2 separate regions of the Mus musculus genome follow, and region 1 is linked to region 2. Evidence: chromatin contacts called from ENCODE Hi-C data. All regions are on one chromosome and are shown on one strand. The core of a region is the stretch at or near the end of the contact, and the rest is flanking DNA. Distances in the headings are between cores, read along the strand shown.

Region 1 (5,750 bases), core at 1,036-3,535, 350 kb after region 2:
GAACTCTTAGCTCCTTCTGTACCATGCCTGTCTGGATGCTGCCATGTTCCTGCTTTGATGATAATGGACTGAACCTCTGAACCTGTAAGCCAGCCCCAATGAAATGCTGTCCTTATAAAAGTTGCCTTGGTCATGGTGTCTGTTCACAGCAGTAAAGCCTTACTAAGACAGATGGACTGTTACCTGGACGTGTAAGCTGAAATAAACCCTTTCCTCTCCAAGGGTTTCATTACGTTGTTTCATCCCGGTAACCCTAAGACTGTATGCATGTTTGGCACTGGATGTATACAAGAGGGGTGTGGTGAAGAAACTGCCAACATGACCACCCCATGTTATGGCTAAGGTTTTTATTGGAGACATGAGAGTGAGAACAGCCACAGGGATCTGGAGAGTCCAGGGCAGAGAGAGAAAGTAGTAGATTGACCATGTGTAGCAGACTGGGCTTTGCCAGGACTGTCTACAAGAAACGGGAAAATGGCCACTGATAGAAAATAGGGGAAGCTTATTGAGAAAAGCAGCAGCAGGAGCGGAGAAGAGTGAACAAGAAGAATGAGTAATCGGTGGGCGGGTGGGAAGGGCCAGGGGACTGGTGAGCAGGCTTTGAAATGTATAAGTGCTTGTAGGGACTGAGGGAGTCTGGAGGCTGCCGGGCTTGCACCTTGTGCTGACATGTTAATTGGAGAGCCATAAGTCACTTTTGCTGGAGGAAAGGGAAATGAGTCATTTTCCTAGACAGAAACTAGAGCTTCACAAGTTCCGGAGGAATGCCGCCGTCTTTTGTCAGTTGTTAGAACTCCTCGTATAGTCCAGATTAAGTTAACTAGTGGATCTTCGGACTGTCATTTGAAGTTTGAAGAATTGGACTCTCCTTTGGACCTGACAAAAATTTAGTTATACAAAGTTAGTTTCTGCATCATCACTAGTATCCTATGTTGGGGGGGGGGCGGGACATACAAAACTAAGACCCAAAGTAATTAGTACTAATAAACTACAGCTATGGGATATTTAAATACTGGATTAGGCTGTACAAACAAGGATAGTTGTAGGGTGCAGGATGGGCCAATTATTATTATTTGTTGTTGTTGCCAAATATCGCACCCACATCTTATATTGTCCCCCAAAAAATCAAAGACAGGTCACAGGTATGAAAAGAGCCGGTGTTCGAAGCGCAGAAGCTGAGCTGTAAGTTTTGAGGTTGAAGTCCAGAAGTTGAATTCTATGTTGAGTTTGCCTTTGCTAGACTGTCCCTCCCACCCCCAAGCCCCCCGCCACTTGTTAAAGGTGGTTCTGGTGAGTGGTATTTGAAATAAAATAAAAAAGCTTGGCATGGAGCAGCACTTGGTAGGCCGAGGCAGAACGATCTCTGCAACTTTAATTCAAGTTCCAGGCCAATCAGGGCAACACAGGAAGACCTTGTCTCAAATAACCAAAACCACCCACCCTCCAAAAAATATGACAGATTTATTGGTAATGTTGCCGGTTGGGTTAGACTCCAGAGCCGGCTGAAGGAGCTGCTCCGACTTTGTGCCAAGAAAAGCGGCTTTCCGTTCTTCCCTAGAGCAGAGCTGGTAGAGTAAACGTGGCTACCGGCAGCCTTTGAGCGCGCTCCGGTCGTCATGGAAACTCGGGGCGGAGCACGCCGTGACGCAGGCGCCTTTTCGGAGCGGCGTCGCGGTGGTTGCTGGGAGCGAGCGTCCTAGCCGCCGCACCAGGAAGTGGAGGGCGGGGCCGGGGCTGTGTCGCCAACGCCACCACCACGGCCGCCTCGGGTTCGACCCCCTTGGCAGGTCCGTGTTGGGCGTGCGCGCCGCGACGGCGGCGGGGGGCGGGAAGCGGGCCCGCGGTGGGCGGGTGTGTGCGTGCGTGAGTGCGTGCGTGCGTGCGGCCGAGGCGGAGGCTGGGAGGCGGCGCGGGCTGCGGGCGCTGAGGTAGGGACTGCGGCGGCGGGCGAAGGGGGACGAGTCCCGCGTGGGACTCGGCTGCCCCGAAGCGGGACGCGTCTTCCGAGGGGACGCGCGCGTGGACGCCACGCCGCCGAGCCGTTCTCCAAAGCCGAGCCCCCGAGAGGAGGGGCTCGCCCCAGCCAGCATTGTCTTTTAGGCCGGACGTCCATACAGCAAACTTTCGGGTTGGAAAGCGGGAAGGATTCCGGGTGGGCGAGCGGATGGTGCCGACCGCTTCTTGGCCACAACCACAGCAGCCGAGCTCATCCCTGTGTGGAGTTGGGGGGACCACCATGGCGTCCCCTCCCGACTGGCTTTTCTAATGCTGCTTTAAACTTTTTGAGGTTGTGAGTTTTCGGAGGAGTCGAGAGGTATTTTCCCGATCGAACTCTGCGCTCCGTTTTCCTGATGTGCTCCGGTACTCGGGGGCGAGCCGTGAAGCGAGAGACAGAGTAGACAGACAGGCTGCTGGAAGATTGCAGATTCTGGGGTAGGAAAGAACTGGACAGTGGAGCCTGAAGATTTGAAATGTTAGTTTTCCGGTAGCTATCCACCGTGAAACGTACCAGCTCTCGGTCGTAACATCCTGTTCGGGGCTTTTGATTGACCAGATTAATGTAAAGTAGACGTGGATATAGTTTCTTTACCACCCAGGTTAGCCCTAAGATGTGCACTGCAGTACAGATGTTGGTTGCAAAAGGAGGAAAAGTTAGTTGGAACTCCGGAGAGTAAACCGCTTGCTCTGGGTGCCTTTGTTGGTATCATCATATAGAGAGGTCTCTCTTATTTCAGAAAGCTTTGCTAGGGTTCCAGGGCTGGGACACATGACTTCTTACTTAGTTGTGCCACTTCTATTCAGGTTTTATGTGTTAAAATTAGCCATAGCACTAATGCTTAGTCTTTCAGACTTGTGGGCATTATGTAGTTAGGTTTTTCTAAGTTGTACAGGTTTGATCTGTCCTAAAGTCTTTATTTGACGTCCAGATTAGTCATCTGACCTTATGAAGTAAAATGTTCCTGTTTTAGGAGTTGCAAACTGCCTGTTTCCTCAGTCTTCTCACGTTGTGAATTTTTTCTTATTTTCATGCTTTCCCTACTCATACCTCTCTCACTTGCATATTAAGTTAATGTTAATTTCTTACCTAATACAACCAAAATAACAATTACTCTTGAAAAAAAATCTTTCATAAATACTTCCTCACTTTTAGAGTTGAGCCAAGTATGTACAACACTGATAGTGCCCCATTCCCCAGACCTAGGAGGAAACTACATTTAGAGCAGTTCTGTAGATTATTTGCTCAAATGTTAGGAATTGAAACTGGGAGGAGCAGATGTTTTACTCTTAGACCAGGGACTCTTCGACTCTTCTTACATAAAGTTCACAGTGAGTTTTCCATATGAGTGCTTTTTTTTTTTTTTAAATCCCTTTGGATCAAGATTGAACCTGTCACACTGCCACTTGCCTCCAGCAAGCTATATCTCCAGTCTCCATCTCCCTGTTATTTAATCAAGGAACTCAGTGTGTGTGGAACCAGTTAGGATGCTCCGGCTTTCCTGAAGATGTACGTGGAAGCAATACTTAGTAAAAACTGAACTTGAGGTTAACGCTGTTTTGCTAGGCTAGTGACTTAGTACTTTAATGATGCTAGGCAGCTGCCGTGAGCTCCCAGTCGATATCACAAAGGCACAGTTGATATGCTGTTGTGTACCAGGTTGCTAGGCATTTATGTTCAGTACAAAAGATGGATTGAATGCATTTTTTTTCAACTTAAAATATTTTCAGTGTATGAAAGGGTTATCATTGGAAGTAGCCTCTGTAGAGTGGTCTTTCCCCCCTGACTGAACACTAGTGTGAAATTCATTCACAGGGGCAAGAGTGAGCTTTTCTGAACCGTGCTGCAGAGTGCTAGGAAGAGAAAAGACTTTTTGTAAGATTCATGGTGATTCAACTGGTGGTTCTTGTGTTCTGGTTGTGTTGAGATTGCTTAAAAATGCTTATAAAACTACAGTTTTATAACTGGGGGTGGGGTGGGGGGGAGGAGCGGGAATGATCATTTAGTTTTACCTCCTAAATCAGGAATTTTCTGTACACTTTTACCCCTCCAGTGTCTTTCTATGTAGTCCTGGCTGTCCTAGAACTCTGTATGTAGACCCTTGCCTTGAACTCACAGAAATCTGCTTGCTTCTGCTCCAGGTTAATTGCTGAGATTAAAGGTGTGCAACCACTATGCCCAGCTTCTATAGATGTTTTTAATACCTTAATCCAGCTTTCTTAATTAATAAGAGGGCACTGGTTTTTAAAACACACCATTTAATTTATAGCAGTTCCACTCCTCCCCTTTCCTTCCCTTTTCTTCCCTTTCCCATCCCCTCCCCCTTCTCCCCCTTCCTTCTTCAATGAGCCTAAATATGCTTTCTAACTTCTAGAGCACTGGTACACAGTATATAATGTGAGCTTCAAGTGTGAGTTATGCTTGTAATTAAAATTTGTGTGTGCTGAGGATTTAACCCAGGGCCCCATGAAACAAGGCAAGTGCTCTATCAGCTGAACTATATCCTCAGCTAGAGCCAGCTGGGGAGGATAATTTCTCTGTCTCTGTGTGCGTATGTATATATAATAACGTATATATGTATGTATACATATATGTATGTATGCATGTGTATTTTATAGAAATACTTAAGTCATTTATTGCCATTAAGTTACAAGTCTGAGTCTATACACTGGAAAACACTGAAACTTTTTACCTCAGGAAATTATTTGTCAGTATTTGGCTAACTGAAGGATATATTGTTGTCATTAAAGAGAAAGTCAAGAATTTTGAATATGAAAGTTCTTACAGTTACAAAATTTTGTTCCCTTTGATTTTTATTACACAAATCCCAATATGTGAACATCACTATATATGCATACTCCATATTACTGGAGATAACCACCATTCAGAATTATTAGTTACATATTTTGGACTGCTCTTGAAGGTAGCTGTTTACAACTGATAAGGCAGCAGACTTGGCTTAGGGTTTCTTGGCTGTTCTATAAAGTTAGCATGGTTATTAGAGATAGCATTCTGTGTTTTCCCCTCAGCGAGACTATTTACAATGACCTGTGGTTTGGCAGAAGTGACTGGGCACTGTCCCTTTTAAGAGCTGGTTCTTGTATTGCTAATTCGTCTCACAGTTGATAAGCTGTGCTCCCTGAAGGAGCTGATCTACTTCATTTGTTACATGATGTGCAGATAGAAGCCAGATTCCAGGTTATACCTTGTAGGCAAATCTCATGAATGTCACAGTGTGGCAACAAAGGATGAAAGCCATCTATCCACTGATGATCTCTGGAGACTTCTAAATGTCATTGATGGCTGCAATGGGGAGACCCTAGTTGGCAGCTGGTTCCCCGAAGTGCTCGCTCATGAGGTAGCCCTGGAAGTCCTTGTGCACACTGCTGCAGCCCTGCTCATGCCACTTAATGTGCAGCTGCTGCACAGAACAGTGACACTCTATGTTGTGGGAACTAACTTGCCAAGGGCTGTAGACATGGCATGTGGGTTTGAGTGATCTGAATATATATTAAAGGTTCGTGTTTGTCTTGTAGCATTATGGATCCAAGCCTATTGAGAGATCGAGAGCTGTTCAAAAAACGAGCTCTTTCCACTCCTGTGGTAGAAAAACGTGCTGTGCCTTCTGAGTCACCCTCCTCCTCCTCATCCAAGAAGAAGAAGGCAAAAGTCGAACATGGAGGATCCTCAGGCTCTAAACAAAATTCAGGTGAGGAGAACTGTTTTGGGACGTCTGTTACTATTTTTCGGGAAG
Region 2 (5,057 bases), core at 1,139-3,638:
TGGGGAAACTAAGACACTTGTGCATTACTCCTGTGTGAAAGTTCGGCAGTTACTCAAAAAGCTTATCACAGAAGCCAGAAAGTCCCATATAAAGAGATACATCAAAAAACTTTAAAGCAGGGACACAGATACACACAACATTCAGGGCAAAGGAGAAACCAACCTATCAGTAGTATAAAAGATAAGCAAACTATCGCACATATGCACAAGGAACCATTCATTCACTAATTCAGCCTTAAAACAGGAATTAAGCTCAGCTCTGAACAACAGCATAGATGGGCCTTGAAAAGGAAACCTTGCTGGATGGACGGAGCCACATCTGTCAGGTGCAAAAGAACAAATGGCTCTATTTACATGAAGTATCTGAAATGCATGGATTCATAAGAGAAGTGAAATATTACAAAAATTTCTGGGGCCTGGGAAGAGGAGGCCATAGAGTTATTGCTTTATGGCTGCAGAGTCTCTGCTTAGGATGAAGAGCAAGTTCTGGAAGTAGGGCTAGGGTGTGCGCAGTAAAAGAATAGGTATTTATAGCATGGGCAATGCCCAGCATCCAAAAACAGACAAACAAGAACCCAAATCAACAACAAAGAACGTGGTAGCAGTAGATAGCGGCGACATTTGCACATGCAGAGTGTAATTTATTATCACTGAACTGTACTTAAAATTATTAAACTGGCAAATTATAGTGTGTGTGTGTGTGTGTGTGTGTGTGTGTGTGTGTGTGTGTGTTTCCCTGAAAACTCGACCAGAGCTTCCCAACACTTCAGGATGACACACCAGATTCCTAACATAGTCATGAATCCTGCATAATCTCTCTGATCTCTAAGAGCAGGCCCCTTTTCTCTACCCTAAAGGCCTTTCTAGGTTACTCTTACTCCAAGCAGCCTCCTTCAGGCTTGCACTTTCTTTCCTGTCCCATAGACACTTCCTTCACAGTGAGGACCTATTGGGAATTGTACCTCCCAACACCCACTGGCCCTCACCCGTCTTTCTTTCATTTTCACTTTGTCAATACTGCACTTGGCATTTTGTGTATCTCTTTCCGCTAAATTGTGAGCTCAAAAATGGGTAAATTTTCTGTTTCATTCATTTTGTTATCTCAGCAGCGCTCAACAATTATATGCTGAATTAGCAGAGCTGGGATGCCATTCAATTGAAGAGCGCTGTATCAAGCAGGTGAGTGGTCCCAGTCTGGGGTTCCATCCTCAAAGCAAGAGGAGACACAGGGGACAACTAGTATACAACGACATCGAGTACCAAACTGCCCTATACGCCGCAGGCTTTGCATACAATCTCTAATAAAAGATCAAGAGGGCATGACAGGGTAGGCCGTACTCTCTTGAGTTCGAGGACAGCCTGGGCTAAAAGTGTGAGGGGCTACAGAAGAGAAGCCGGGTCTCAATAAAACCAAAGGGAAAAATAAGGCTGAAATTTGTTATTTGGGGACTCTGGATTAGCATCCTAAAGAGTTTTTTGCTCTCCAGGTTTTTACATATCAGGTCTATGGGAGAACGAGTCATATTCAACAAGACCAAATGCTCATTAGTACAATGACTTAACCTTAAGAGGTCCAAAACAATTTGCTCAGTAGTGGAAAGTCGGTTGCCTCCCCGGACTCAGTTACCTCTGCCTCCGAAGCGCTATAAACAGCAGCTGGGGCGGAAGAGGCGGGAAAGCCCACTGACGGGACCAGAGGAGGCCTGTGGCTCCGAGGCCCCTTTCCAGGGGATCTGAAGGAGAAAGGAGGCAAGGCTCCCTTTCCAAGAATCTCCCCAACACAACCCCAAGAGAAAGCCTCGTGGGAGAGAGAAACAAGCGTCCGAGATGCGTAGATATAGCCCAGGGTACGCAAAGGGGAGAGGCAAAAGCGGGGAAGGCACGTTACCCTGAGAAGAGCCAGATCTAAGGGTCTTCTCCTCCAGCAGGATGATTTATGGAGGACTGAGAACCAAAGCCCAGGACCCAGGCATCGAGAGAGGCCTCACATTTACTAACTTTATACCAACGGGCGCCTCGGTGCACTTCTGGTCTGGCGACTGCCCTTCCCTGCACTCCGCCCGCGGCCCCGCCCAACCTCTCCCAGCCGCGCCGCCCTCCCACCCACCGCAGCCACCCCGCGCAGCACGCATGCTCAGAGCTGACGGCCGCTGGGCACGCTGGGAAATGTAGTCTCAACGCAGGTGCGGGTGAGTCGCGGGAAATCACAACCCTCCCGCCACCTCTCCTGCCGGCTCTCTCGCACGCCGGGTCCCCGCGCGCTGTCTGCCGTCAGGGCGCGCCCGGAGGCAGAGCCCGAGTCCCCCGTCTTTCCGCTAGCGCGGCTGGGGAGGCGGGGTCCCAAGCCCGGCCCCTCAGGCAGCTCCCCGCCTCCCTCCCGCCCTCCCCGCGGCGTCGGGCCGGTGCCCGAATCCAGGCAGCGGCCGCAGGAGGCGCGGCGGCGGCGGTGGGCGCCGCAGGCGATGCCCCTGCCCCGCTGCTCCGGCGGGGGGCAGAGCGCGCGGCGGCGGCGGCGGCGGCGGGGAAGGAGGCGGGGGGCGGCGGCGGAGGGGCCGAGAGCTGGCGGCGGCGGCGGCGGTGGTCGTGAAGGGCATCGGTGACGGAGATGATGTGAGTGTCGGCTGGCTGGGACCCCCGGGGCTGCCGAGCCGGAGCTGGGCGGCTGGCAGCGTACGGGAATCGGAGCGGGAGGCCTGGGGCGGCAGAGGGGATGCTGTGTGCGCGGTGCGGAGCCGGCCGAGGCCGGAGCGCGAGAGCCGGGCCAGAGTAGGGGTTCCGGGCGGCGGCAGCGGGGGCAGTGCGGACCCAGGGGCGTCTGCGATTGTTCTCAACACCCCTCCCCCATCCCACCCCGTGTGTCTGTTTGTCACTTGCAGCTGAAGATGGAAAGAGCCAGGCGAAGGGGAGGCGGCGGCAGCGGCGGCGGCCGTGGCCGCGGAGGCAAGAATGTAGGGGGCCCTGGCCTAAGCAAGAGTAGACTCTATCCCCAGGCCCAGCATTCTCACTACCCCCACTACTCCGCGTCAGCCACCCCTAATCAGTCTGGGGGCACATCCGAAATCCAGGAGCTAGCCTCCAAACGTGTGGACATCCAGAAAAAGAGGTTTTACCTAGACGTGAAGCAGAGCTCCCGGGGCCGCTTCCTAAAGATAGCCGAAGTCTGGATAGGGAGAGGCCGGCAGGACAATATCAGAAAGAGTAAACTGACCCTCTCCCTGTCGGTAGCAGCAGAGCTGAAGGACTGTCTAGGCGACTTCATCGAGCACTATGCCCATCTGGGCCTGAAAGGCCACAGACAGGAGCATGGCCAGAGCAAAGAGCAAGTCTCCAGGAGGCGGCAGAAGCACTCTGCACCCTCCCCACCGGTGTCAGTGGGGTCAGAAGAGCATCCTCACAGTGTCCTCAAAACGGACTATATAGAGAGGGACAATAGGAAATACTACCTGGACCTAAAGGAAAACCAACGAGGTCGCTTCCTAAGGATTAGACAAACCATGATGCGGGGCACTGGCATGATCGGTTACTTTGGCCACAGTTTGGGCCAGGATCAGACTATTGTCCTCCCAGCACAAGGTATGATTGAATTTCGTGATGCCTTGGTTCAGCTGATTGAAGACTACGGCGAAGGAGACATAGAAGAACGAAGGTGTGGAGACGACGACCCACTTGAACTCCCAGAGGGGACCTCTTTCAGAGTGGACAATAAAAGGTTCTACTTTGATGTGGGCTCTAATAAATATGGAATTTTCCTGAAGGTAAGTGAGGTGAGACCGCCTTACCGTAATACTATTACTGTTCCGTTCAAAGCTTGGACAAGGTTTGGGGAGAATTTTATCAAGTATGAAGAAGAGATGAGGAAAATTTGCAACAGCCATAAGGAAAAGAGAATGGATGGCCGTCGGGCCAGTGGTGAAGAACAAGAATGCCTGGACTAGCGTGAAATTGAACTCCAGCAGGCAGAATTTAGAAATCAGTAATTGGCTAAACGTACTGATCCGTAATCATGATCATTTGAAGAAGTTTCTCCTCTTTTGGGCCCTCTGTTATTAGTAATACCTCTAATAGTTTATACTTAAAAGGAGTCTGATTCTCATGTTATGTTATACATAGATCACTATAATTCTCATGGGAATTCCAACCTCCCCAGAGCCAAATAGTTTAGCTGCTTCAACTGCTCCAGACTATTGAAGTATGCAGATCAGCACAGAGTGTGACATTCTGACCTTTAATCACGATAACTTAAGATTTACATTGCACTATGACAGAATCTTGAAAATGATGATACATAGACTTAATACAAAAGTGTGAATTTCTATTTAACAAATCCCACCCCCAAAGAAAGTCCCATACTTTGTTAAAAGTTCGTACTTTGTTAAAAAGTTGCAAAGTTTACCTGTAGGACCATTACCACAGAAACAGAGATTGACCTCAAGTGTAGTATATTTCTTTATGAAAGTACTAGTAGGAATATATTCTCATTGGGTAACTGAGTATTAACTAGTACCACTAAAATACAAATATTATTAGACAATTAGACCTTTGAAATACAATGTCATATTCCTTAGCAGTTACTACTATATACAGAATTCTATAATTTCAAATTTTGTGGTAACCCTACAGTTTTAGTTGCCATATCAAAGCCACGGAAGAGTTTTAATTCATTATTCTAGCTAATTGCAATCTAATCTTCTGTTTCCTATTCTATATATTTCATTGACTTTCCAAAGTTTTGGAAATTATGCTTATGTCACTGTTGTGAGGGAGGCTTCACCCAGTGGCTTTGTTATGGAAATTTTGATGTTTTAAAACAGCCTTTCATGATAATTTGGAATTGTTTTTCCTTAAAAATCTGTCATGAACTTTCAAAGTGTATTTTATGCTTTCCCACTCGTGCATAAGGGTTGGTGCACCAGCTCACTGGTGTAAAGATATATCTACTGATATATATTTTTTAGTAGGGCTCTTATATTGGCTGCCCTTAAAACCATGTCAAACTTACAGTATAAACCTGACTTTTACACATACTTTTAACTCCAAAAGAAAAAAGTTGTTGTTTT

The links. Hi-C counts contacts between places; a loop is a spot of excess contacts on that map.
Region 1: a map of heart shows a loop between it and region 2 (4-fold over the local background). The contact joins the promoter of 1700104B16Rik here to the promoter of Purg in region 2. A Hi-C loop is called at or near these places in 10 of 37 maps with a recorded cell type or tissue (T-helper 17 cell, T-helper 2 cell, gastrocnemius and 3 more).

The regions. Positions count from the first base shown.
Region 1 is chr8:33,730,202-33,735,951 of GRCm38, forward strand. 1700104B16Rik (a long non-coding RNA gene) reads right to left here and starts at 2,286. Exons shown (of 2, transcript XR_004691281.1): 1 at 1,588-2,286; 2 at 333-876. Gtf2e2 (general transcription factor II E, polypeptide 2 (beta subunit)) reads left to right here and starts at 1,866. Exons shown (of 8, transcript NM_026584.3): 1 at 1,866-1,928; 2 at 5,533-5,705. The coding sequence starts at 5,537.
Region 2 is chr8:33,383,454-33,388,510 of GRCm38, forward strand. It overlaps Purg (purine-rich element binding protein G), which reads left to right and starts at 2,389. Exons shown (of 2, transcript NM_001382855.1): 1 at 2,389-2,610; 2 at 2,877-5,057. The coding sequence starts at 2,883. The coding sequence ends at 3,935. Wrn (Werner syndrome RecQ like helicase) reads right to left here and starts at 2,074. Exons shown (of 34, transcript NM_011721.4): 1 at 1,889-2,074.